Regions from separate parts of the Homo sapiens genome. Here region 2 is linked to region 1. A link is an interaction called in ENCODE POLR2A ChIA-PET data of the cell type or tissue named here. Cell type or tissue: K562. All regions are shown on one strand. Each heading gives the region's core, and the rest is flanking DNA. Links, peaks and the distances in the headings are about the cores only.

Region 1 (5,998 bases), core at 895-4,894:
TCCACCCACCTCAGCCTCCCAAAGTGCTGGGATTACAGGCATGAGCCACATGCCCGGCTGCCCCTGTCTTATTAAATCACTTGCAGGCCAGGTAGGAATGGTGGAGACGCTCGGTGCACATGGTATCTCTGCTAGGAGGACACTGAGGGGGCCAAGCTGCTGCCTCATCCACCCCTCCCTGCCTCTGCACCTGTAGATCCTGCAGGTAGCCTCAGGTGACCACTGAGCCCCCCCAGCCGGCTCCCCATGCCTGCAGGTGCTGGCCCCCACCCCTATGCAATGGGGTCTCCAGCAATGCCACCCTCTCCTGCAGCACCGGCTCTTGCCTTCTACATGCATGCAAGCATGTTCTCCTAGCAGGCATGTACACATGCACACACGCCCCTTCCCTTGACCCCACTCTGGCAAAACTCCTTGAAGAAGCTGTCTCTTCTCAAGCGTCTAATTCCGCTCCTCCAATTCCTCAAGCCCTTCCCATCAGACTCTGCCACCCCTCACGCTGACTGTCCTTGCCAAGGTCCCTAATGACCTCCGCACATTGCCACGTCCTTGTTTTTCGGCTCTCATCTGAGCTGCTGTGTTAGCAGCTAGTTTCCAGGTCACCGACCCTCCTGGGCCTCCTTCCCCGGCTGGCTGCTCTGCCCTGTTTCCTTGACTGGTCCTTGCCCTCCCTGCTAAGCTTCTTGCCGCTGCTGCACAGGGACCATCCGCAGATGCCTCACTCTGCCCCCTCATCCGCTCTGGCCATGCGGGATGCCATTGACAAGCCGATGCCTCCCCAGTGTGGGACTCCAGTCCACGCCTCTCCTTGGATTTATCTTCTACTTGATCTTCTACTGGCATTTCAACCTTCACAGGTCTGAATTTCAGCCTGATCCCTTCCTCCCCAAGTCTGTACTCCCCAAGCCCAAGTGTGGACCCCTGTAGTCCAGCCTCGGGAGGTGACATCTGCAGGGATAGGCAGAGACCCCCTTCCCGGCCTGACCCAGCTCTCTGCGACCCTTCGGTGGCTCAGACCAAACCCCGGGAGGTAGCCTCACTCCTCTCCATCACTCCTGATGCTGAATCTGTCTTAAGTCTCTCTCTCTCTCTTTTTTTTTTTTTTTTTGAAACGGAGTCTCACTCTGTCACCCAGGCTAGAGTGCAGTGGCATGATCTCAACTCACTGCAACCTCCACCTCTTGGGTTCAAGAGATTCTCCTGCCTCAGCCTCCCGAGCAGCTGGGACTACAAGCATGAACCACCACGCCTGGCTAATTTTTGTATTTTTAGTAGAGACAGGGTTTCACCATGTTGGTCAGGCTGGTCTTAAACTCCTGGCTTGAAGTGACCCACCCACCTCGGCCTCCCAAAGTGCTGGGATTACAGGCGTGAGCCACTGCCCCTGCCTTAAGTCTCATTTTTGGCTCTACTTTCAAAATATCTCCAGAATCCAGTCTCTTTTTACCACTGCTGCCACCTAGTCCGAGTCATGACCACCTCTCATTGTGATGATGGCATCAGCCTCCTCATTGGCCTCCCTCTGCAACCTATGATCTGGGCACCAAGCAGCAGCCAGAGAGAGCCTTTTAAAAAGTTGGTCGGGTGCAACTGTCTCATGCCTGTAATCCCAGGACTTTGGGAGGCTGAGGCAGGAAGATTGCTTGAGTCCAGGAGTTTGAGACCAGCCTGGGCAACATAGCCAGACTGTCGCTACAAAAAATTAAAATATTAGCCGTGTGTGGTGGTGCACGCCTGTCCCTGCTACTTGGGAGGCTGAGGCAGGAGGATTGCTTGAGCCCAGGAGGTCAAGGCTGCAGTGAGCGATGATTATGCCACTGCCGTCTAGCCTGGGCAACAGAGTGAGACCCTGTCTCTTAAAAAAAATAGTGACCTTGTAGGGTGCAGTGGTTGCAAACAGCAGCCTCCTCAGTAAAGTACACAGTCTGTTTCTTTCTTTCTCTTTTTTTTTTTTTGAGACAGATTTTTGCTCTTGTTGCCCAGGCTGGAGTATAGTGGTGTAATCTCGGCTCACTGCAACCTCTGCCTCCGGGGTTCAAGCAATTCTCCTGCCTCAGCCTCCCAAGTAGCTGGGATTACAGGCGCCCGCTACCATGCCCGGCTAATTTTTGTATTTTTAGTAGAGACAGGGTTTCTTCATGTTGGCCAGGCTGGTCTTGAACTCCTGACCTCAGGTGATCCACCCACCTTGGCCTCCCAAAGTGCTGGGATTATAGGCGTGAGCCACCACCCCCGGCCACACAGTCTGTTTCTTACATGGGTTGCCCTAAGGAACGTTGGAGACAATTCTTTCCACTGGACATTTGTGTCTCTGACCTCGTGCTGTCTGTGGTCTAGGCACCAGGCAAGTATTCGGGGTGCCCTTGGAAAGCCCCAGGGTGTGACAGCCAGGGTTTATGTTGGCCAGGTCATTGTGTCTATCCGTACTAAGAGCAGAACCATGAGGGTGTGATTGAGGCCATATGCAGGGCCAAGTCTAAGTTCCCTGGCTGCCAGAAGATCCACAGCACAAAGCAGCGGGCCTTGACCAAGTTCAATGTGGAAGAAATCGATCCCACGTGGTGGCTGAGAAGCAGCTCATCTGGCATGGCTGTGGGGGTTAAACGCAGCCCCAGTTGTGGCCTCCTGGGTGAGCTTCTGAGGGCTTCCCCTGTGCTGACCCCTCCTTACTCACTCCTACCAATGAATCCTACTTCCTGTTTCCCCACCAGAGCCAGGACCCTCTGTTCAAACCGTCCAATGCCTCCCAGTTGACTCAGAGTAAAAAACAAAGCCTCAGCAATAGCCGACAAGGCCCCCATGCTCCGCCTCTCCTTGGTCTCTCTGACCTCATCGCCTCCCACTCTTCCTCCTGGTCACGGTGCTGCGGCCATGCTGGTTTCCAGAGACATTTGCACCACGAGACCTTTGAACTGGCAGTTCTCACTGCCTAGAACGTCCTTCCTTCTCACATCTGCAGGGCTCGTTCCCTCAGCTCTGCCAGTACTGTTTAGAAGTTAACTTCTGGGCTGGGCGCGATGGCTCATGCCTGTAATCCCAGCACTTTGGGAGGCCGAGGCGGGTGGATCACCTGAGGTCAGGAGTTCGAGACCAGCCTGGCCAAGACGGTGAAACCCCGTCTCTACTAAAAATACAAAAATTAGCCGGGCGCGGTGGTGGGCGCCTGTAATCCCAGCTACTTGGGAGGCTGAGGCAGGAGAATCACTTGAACCTGGGAGGCGGAGGTTGCAGTGAGCTGACATCACGCCACTGCACTCTAGCCTGGGTGACAGAGCAAGACTCCGTCTCAAAAAAAAAAAAAAAAAAAGAAGTTAACTTCTGTCTGGGAATAGTGGCTCATGCCTGTAATCCCAGCACTTTGGGAGGCCGAGGCAGGCAGATCGCTTGAGGCCAGGAGTTCGAGACCAGCCCGGCCAATATGGTGAACCCCGTCTCTACTAAAAATACAAAAATTAGCCGGGCATGGTGATGCACGCCTGTAATTCCAGCTACTCGGAAGGCTGGGGCAGGAGAATCGCTTGAACCCCGGAGGTGGAGGTTGCAGTGAGCTGAGATCGCACCACTGCACTCCAGCCTGGGTGACAGAGTGAGACCCTGTCTCAAAAAAAAAGAGAAAAAGATAATAAATTAAACAGAGAAGTGAACTTCTTAGGGAGGCCTACCCTGACCACCCGATTTAAAACTTTAACCCCTTTCGGCTGGGCGCAGTGGCTCACATCTGTAATCCCAGCACTATGGGAGGCTGAAGCGGGCAGATCACCTGAGGTCAGGAGTTCGAGACCAGAATGGACAACATGATGAAACTCCTGTCTCTACTAAAAATAACAAAAATTAGCTGGGCATGGCAGTGTGCACCTGTAGTCCCAGCTACTTGGGAGGCTGAGGCAGGAGAACTGCTTGAACCTGGGAGGAGGAGGTTGCAGTGAGCTGAAATTGTGTCACTGCACTCTAGCCTGGGCAACAGTGAGACTCCATCTCAAAAAAAAAAAAAAAAAAAGGCTAGGTGTGGTGGCTCGTACCTGTAATCCCAGTACTTTGGGATGCCAAGGCGGGTGGATCACTTGAGATCAGCAGTTTGAGACCAGCCTGGCCAATGTGGTGAAACCCCTGTCTCTACTAAAAATACAAAAATTAGCTGGACGTGGTGGCATGCACCTGTAATCCCAGCTACTTGGGAGGCTGAGGCAGGAGAATCGCCTGAACCTGGGAGGTGGAGGTTGCAGTGAGCCGAGATCACGCCACTGCACTCCAGCCTGAGCAACAGAGTAAGACTTCATCTCCAAAAAAAAAAAAAAAAAAAGTTTAACCCTTTTCACTTGCTCTTCCCATCCTCCTTATAACATTGATCACCTTCGAAGCAACTATCTCATTCACTTATTTATTACGTCTACTGTCTGTCCCTCCCACAAGAAGGTGAGCTCCTGGTTTGCCCTGTAATAACCCCAGCGTGTAAGGCAGCGGCCCACGGTCAGCCTTCGGTATGTATTAGCTCACGGGCGAGTGGATACTACCCCGCGGCAAGCATCTGTTTCCTCAGTTGGAAAGTTGCACCGGGATTCCCACAGCTGCAGGGTCTCCCAGGCTGGGGCACAGCTGGCCCTCTTTGCAATCCGTCTGATGTAAGCATCTACCACGGCTCAGTCCCACCCCATCACAGCCAAACCCAGAGGCCATGTGTGTTAGAGGAGACTAAAGACCCCAGGAGATGGGGCCTGGCCACGGGCAGCAAGACCCTGGCAGGGCCAGCCAGTCCTCTGCTGCTTCCACTGCCAGTAACTGCATAGGCCTCACTTGGATCCTTCCAGGCTCTGCCCTGCCACTGGGTGCTGGGTGAGTGGTTTCCAGGTCTTCTCACTGGGTCCTCTCAGTAACCCTGTGAGTTATCCATCCATCCATCCATCCATCCATCCATCCATGATGGAGTCTTGCTTTGTCGCCCAGGCTGGAGTGCAGTGGAGGTATCACGGCTCACTACAACCTCTGCCTCCTGGGTTCAAGCGATTCTCCTGCCTCAGCCTCCTGAGTGGCTACAGGTGCCTGCCACCACGCCTGGCTAATTTTTTTGTCTTTTTAGTAGAGACAGGGTTTCACCATGTTAGCCAGGATGGTCTCAATCTCTTGAACTCGTGATCCACCCGCCTCGGCTCCCAAAGTGCTGGGATTACAGGCATGAGCCACCTACCTCTTATTTTTTCAACTGGAGACAGGGTCTCACTCTGTCACCCAGGCCGGAGTGCAGTGGTGCAATTATAGCTCACTGCAGCCTTGAGCTCCTGGGCTGAAGCGATCCTTCAGCCTCCCAAGTAGCTGGGACTACAGGCATGTGCCAGCACATCCGGCGAATTTTAAACATTTTCGTAGAGATGGGGTCTTGCTATGTGTCCCAGGGTGGGTCTTGAACTCCCGGCCTCAAGTGATCCTCCTGCCTTGGCTTCCCAAAGCCTTGGGATTACAGGTGTGAGCCATCGTGCCCGACCGAGTTTGGCTTTTTATATCCCCTTTACAGAGACAGAAACAGAAGCACTAGGAAGTTAAACTCATTTATTCTTTCAAAGATTTCCTGAGCATCGACTTAAGACTTGCTCACGGTCATCAGCCACTAAGAGACGCTGCTGGGATCCTGATACAGCCAGTGTCTCCTGACCACAGAGACACTGACGCCTCCCTGAACAATGGGAGGGTTGTCCTCAAATCCCGCTCCCTGGAGGCCACACCACTGCCCCAAATGGGAAGCTCTGCTATTACTTATCCATACTTGATTCTGCTTAAAAAAAAAAAAGGGCTCTTCGTATTGGTATTATTTATTTTTTATTTTTTTGAGCCAGAGTCTCACTCTGTTGCCCAGGCTGGAGTGCAGTGGCGCAATCTTGGCTCACTGCAACCTCCGCCTCCTGGGTTCAAGTGATTCTCCTGCCTCAGCCTCCTGAGTAGCTGGGATTACAGACATGTGCCATCATGCCTGGCTAATTTTTGTATTTTTAGTAGAGATGGGGTTTCA
Region 2 (4,999 bases), core at 1,000-4,999, 360 kb after region 1:
GGCTGTTCCTTCTGCTTGGAAACCTTTCCTTTCTCTCTTCCAAAAAATGTTCTGATGCCACTTCCCCAGCTCCCTCCCTGCTCCTCCTGCCTCACCTCATAAGAGATGGGAACCTGTGTGCCCAGCTCAGTGAGTGGCTGCGTGGCAGCTCCCCTAGTCTGGGCACAGGGTTGGTGCCGTCTCCCCATGGGCTGTGAACTCCAGCAAGGACTGTGTTTTGCTCACTATGAATTTCCCAGAACTTTGCAGGGTCCTGGGGACATCACAGGCATGTAGTCAGCGCTAGTAAATTAAAGAATAGCTGGCCACAGTGGCTCACACCTGTAATCCCAACACTTTGGAAGGCCGAGGTGGGGGGATCACTTGAGCCCAGTACTTTGAGACCAGCTTGGGCCACATAGTAACACCCTGTCTCTCCAGAAAAAAAAAAAAAAGTTAGCTGGGCATGGTGGCGCACACCTGTAGTCCCAGCTATTTGGGAGGCTGAGGTGGGAGGATCACTTCAGGCCAGAAGTTCGAGCCCAGCCTGGGCGACAGAGCAAGACCCTGTCTCATTAAAAAAATAAAAAGAAAGAAAGAAAATACTGGGCACGTGGAGAAGCAAGCGCTTGCCCAAAGACTGATTTTCTGGTTATCTGGCGGGTTAATAAGAAACACTGCGTGTTCAGGAATCTCTACACAGGGCAGCTGGCAATGCCTTCCCATCTTGGAGATTAGGGCCGAATGAACAGAAGGAAACCTCTTGGCCAGATCTCACGGCGTATGGTGGCTGTGTTTATTTATGGTGTGGTTTTCTCACCACGAGGGTGGATCTTGGTCCCCAGTACCCTGAAGAAGAGAGGATGTTCCGGGTCTAGGAGAGGAAAGAGGTGTCTACAGCATGGTGTGGAGGGAAGGGTACTGAATTTCTGATCCAAGGGACCAGCGTGAACACGGATTCCCACTGCCTGTCGGGTGAACAGAATCTGGAGTCTGTAAGATGGGCGCAACGCCACCTCCTCTGCTGTTTCCCACAACGCATACAGGGATGCAGAGCGGTCTGCTGTGGCTGTCGCTCCAGCTCCCTTGGCCCCACAGATGAGGGCAGAGAGGCAGCAATGAGTCCCAAATTGGGAGAAGAATGAGCATGCTTGGAAAACAGCTTTGTGCACCTAAACTCCTAAAATCATAGTGCTTTTCCTGGGTAGGTCACATTTTCCACCAAAATCAGAGGGCAGGAAAAGACCTGGTTCACTTCCAGTTGCCATAGTTTATACGAGACAATGTCTGGCTACTACAAAACGAGGGAGAGAGGTTCTGAGCCCCCCACCCAGAGACACAGCCTTGGGTAGGTCACCTGGCTCTCACCCTCCCCAGCTGAGTGATCCAGGCAAGTGATTTAATGTAAAATGGGGACACCCTCTGATACATACTTCATAGAGCTGCTATGAGGATTAAGTCACATAAAACGCCCAGTGCAATGAGCGTGGATGTCAGTTTCTCTTCCTCTTGCTATTCAATCTGACTCCACCTCGTATAAAGATTACGTGCCCATGTTCCTTTAATTCTCAAAATGGGGCCAGGCGCAGTGGCTCACGCCTGTAATCCCAGCACTTTGGGAGGGCAAGGCAGGGGGATCACCTGAGGTCAGGACTTTGAGACCAGCCTGGCCAACATGGTGAAACCCCATCTCTACTAAAAATACAAAAATTAGCTGGGTGTGGTGGTGGGCGCCTGCAATCTCAGCTACTTGGGAGGCTGAGGCAGGAGAATCGCTTGAACCCGGGAGGCAGAGGTTGCAGTGAGCCAAGATCACACCACTACACTCCAGCCTGGGCAACAGAGTGAGACTCTGTCTGAAAAAAAAAAAAAAAAAATTCTCAAAATGTTATTATACATTTGATATGTATCAGTATTTCTTGATTCTGAGAGATCATTTGATATTAACTCCCAATCACGGAAATTCAAGTGAAACTTACAAGCTGCGGCCTTTCCATGGAAATGCTATTCTCTTGAATCTGTTCAGCACACCCCCAGAAAATGAACAGAAGTACAGTACTGACTTAGGGTAGACAGTAGGGGTAAAAAGGGACAGAGGCGGAGACAAAATTTCTCAGTATATAAACATACAAATTTTATTTTTTTGGAGACAGGGTCTCACTGTGTTACCCAGGCTGGAGTGCAGTGATGCAATCACAGTTTACTGCAGCCTCGAACTCCTGGGCTCAAGCAATCCTCCCGCCTCAGCCATCTGAGTAGCTGGGATTACGGGCGCGTGCCACCATGTCCAGCTAATGTGTGTGTGTGTGTGTGTGTGTGTGTGTGTGTTTTGTAAAGACACGGTTTTGCCATGTTACTCCTGAGCTCAAGTGACCGCCCCCCACCTCAGCCTCCCAAAGTACTGCCATTACAGGTGCGAGTGACCGGACCTGGCTAAAATTTTGATTTTAGACCAAGTGAACACGTTACCTATTCAGAAAATAAGATTGAATAAAAAATTATAATTTGGTCTATGAGTATAAAAGCTACGCGTACAAAGTTTTCCTACAAGCCTTTTTTATAAATCTCTCAGGACTGAGAGATTTCCATCAAGAATCAAGAATTTGTTTTTTTGTTTTTCACCCCGTCACAAACCCACTCTGCGAAGATGAAAATGCCAGATGTATCCAACAAGCATTGCACTCCATAGAATACTTGCTAGACGCTCATTTAAACGGTGAGATGTGAGAGACGCTGTCTCGGAGACGCATAATGACATGTAAGGCGGAGCAGGTGCCGGGGCAGGCCACGTGGCCGGCTCTGTGGCAGGGAGAGGGGAGGATAATTCTCAGCCCTAACGAGAAGGGCTCTGCTTTATGGATTACTCAAACCACATGACATTACTGATATTTGACCATTTTTGAGCTACAAAAAAATGTCCGTTTTATAAGCAGTATTCTTTACTGCTCTGTTGTGGCTGTTATCTCAAAACAACACATAATTCTGCCTGCCAGGCTCAGCCTTGTAGGCACACGCAGTGCTCCCCACTACAATCTTCGGCTCTGCAAGGAGCCCAAAGGACCCTAATTCCCCCGACCCAGCCAGCCCCCTAGGGTACGGTTCTTGGGGTCTGCTCATCTCCATTTGCCTGGGTTCCCCATAGCTTTCTCCCGGCCATCTTGCCTCCTGTTAAAGTGGGACCTCCCCCGCCACCACCCGCCTTGTGTAGGTCACTTGTTTTCTACCTCCTGTGTTCCCCCATACCAGGATGGGGAGGGGCTACTGAGGTCTGGCCGGCTGCTGACCCTGCCCCTCCTCTTGGCCTCGGGGTCAACCAGGGAGAGAGGCAGCCACAGGTGGTTTGCTGATCTGGTCTTACAGATAAGGAAACCGAGGCTTCGCATGAATGTGACTCACCACTGAAACAAATGCCCGGGAAACAGGCCCCTTGACTTCATGCCTTCTATTATTCTTTTTATACTTAGCATACATCATGAGACATATGGGAACTTGTTAAAATTAAGAAACATCAGCCATTAAAATTAAGAAATATCAGAGGGGTGTGGTGGTGCACAACTGTAGTCCCAGCTACTCGGGAGGCTGAGGCGGAAAGAGCCCACGAGTCCTGCCTGGACAACACAGCAAGACCCCATCTCTTAGAAAATTAAAAGATGCCCATGAAGGTTGATTTGGGCAGTTGATGGCTAAGATATTAATTCCTCTGCCCAGCTCGATGGCACTGCCCCACTGCTCCGTCTGCAGGACAGAAGACGGATGTCAAAGACAACAGACAGGTCCCAACTCCGCACAGCTGCATCCGGCACAGAGAAAGACTTGGGAGATTTGTAGTGGGTTGACCCTCCAACCAATTAATTGGCTCCAGGGACCAACTAATGAAATGAGAGGGATGAATGGGAACTGCACTATCCAAAATGGTAGCCAGTGGCCACATGTGGATTACATTTCATCTAAGTTAAATTTAAAATTTGTTCCCTCCATTCCAGCTGCCATACTTCAAGGGCCCAACAGTTACATGTAGCTAGTGGCAATTATATTTGCTGGGGCGGGTAGAGACCATTTAATCAACACAGAGAGTTCTAGGGACAGTGCTGGCCTCCAATGACCCCCAGGTCCTGAGGATAACGCTATTAACCATTGCAAGGGAGGTACCGCCCCATTTCACAGACTGAGGAAGCTGATGATCAGATGACTGACCGGCTTTGTCGAAATCATAGCAGGAGAGGTAGGGCCTGGATTTGAATCCAGATTCGGCCGACTGTCCAACTGAGGCTCTCTGCAGAACACCATGCCACCATCTCTTCCCCATGCCTCTAGCTGAATGCAATTCCCTGTCTCCATGAAACAGGGGGCGAGGTCATCAGTGAAAAACGAGACGGGGCAGGGAAACCGTTGTGGCTGAGTCTCAAAATAGTCCTGCCACTGCCAAAAGGAATAGCTCTGATCTCATCTGCGCTGGTAAAAATGTTTTCCTCCTAAAGTATTTGTTTCAGAAATAAGCCTTTAATTTGAATGCTTTCAGAGCCAACATTTCTGTCTGCTGAAAATATTTATTTCTATTGTTTGGCAGGAATCAATTTGTTAGGGCACCAGCCATTCTGGCAAGGGCTCCCTTCCCCTTCGCGAGGAGAACACTGGCAGGGAAGCCACCCGCGGGCCTGTGGCTCACTCCCTGTTGGGGTTTCTCAGCCACTAACATCTGCCCGGGCAGACACGGGCTGCTGGGGAACAAAACAAACCACCTAGTGTGTGTGTGCCCGGGACATATACGCTTTGGGGGGTCCCTGGGAACGTACAGCTGGGCCTGGTGGGCCACTGGCTGCTTATAACTTGCAGAATTAAAATAGATTTTGTGGCCAGGCACAGTGGCTCACACCTGTAACCCCCGCACTTTGGGAGGCCGAGGCAGGTGGATCACCTGAGGTCAGGAGTTCGAGACCAGCCTGGCCAACATGGCAAAACCCTGTCTCTATTAAAAATACAAAAAAATAGCCGGGCGTGGTGGTGCAAGTCTGTAATCCCA

What was found. Peaks named below come from ENCODE experiments on the same cell type or tissue, not always from the same donor. Only the 100,000 strongest peaks of a DNase experiment are listed, where the experiment ranks them.
Region 2: POLR2A ChIA-PET joins it to region 1 with 5 read pairs; 1 of 35 experiments calls an interaction of 5 or more read pairs at or near these places.

Annotation. Positions count from the first base shown.
Region 1 is chr7:102,261,314-102,267,311 of GRCh38, reverse strand. It overlaps a transcript of CUX1 not described here. Among named protein-coding and RNA genes, the nearest start is that of SH2B2, 23 kb to the left of the region's middle. In K562, for the core only: no CTCF peak of the experiment used is centred there; a DNase peak (open chromatin) is centred at 2,791; H3K27me3 peaks cover 16 bases.
Region 2 is chr7:101,901,426-101,906,424 of GRCh38, reverse strand. The region is part of intron 1 of CUX1 (cut like homeobox 1); the gene reads right to left. Among named protein-coding and RNA genes, the nearest start is that of CUX1, 86 kb to the right of the region's middle. In K562, for the core only: no CTCF peak of the experiment used is centred there; DNase peaks (open chromatin) are centred at 2,784, 3,274 and 4,105; H3K4me3 peaks cover 693 bases.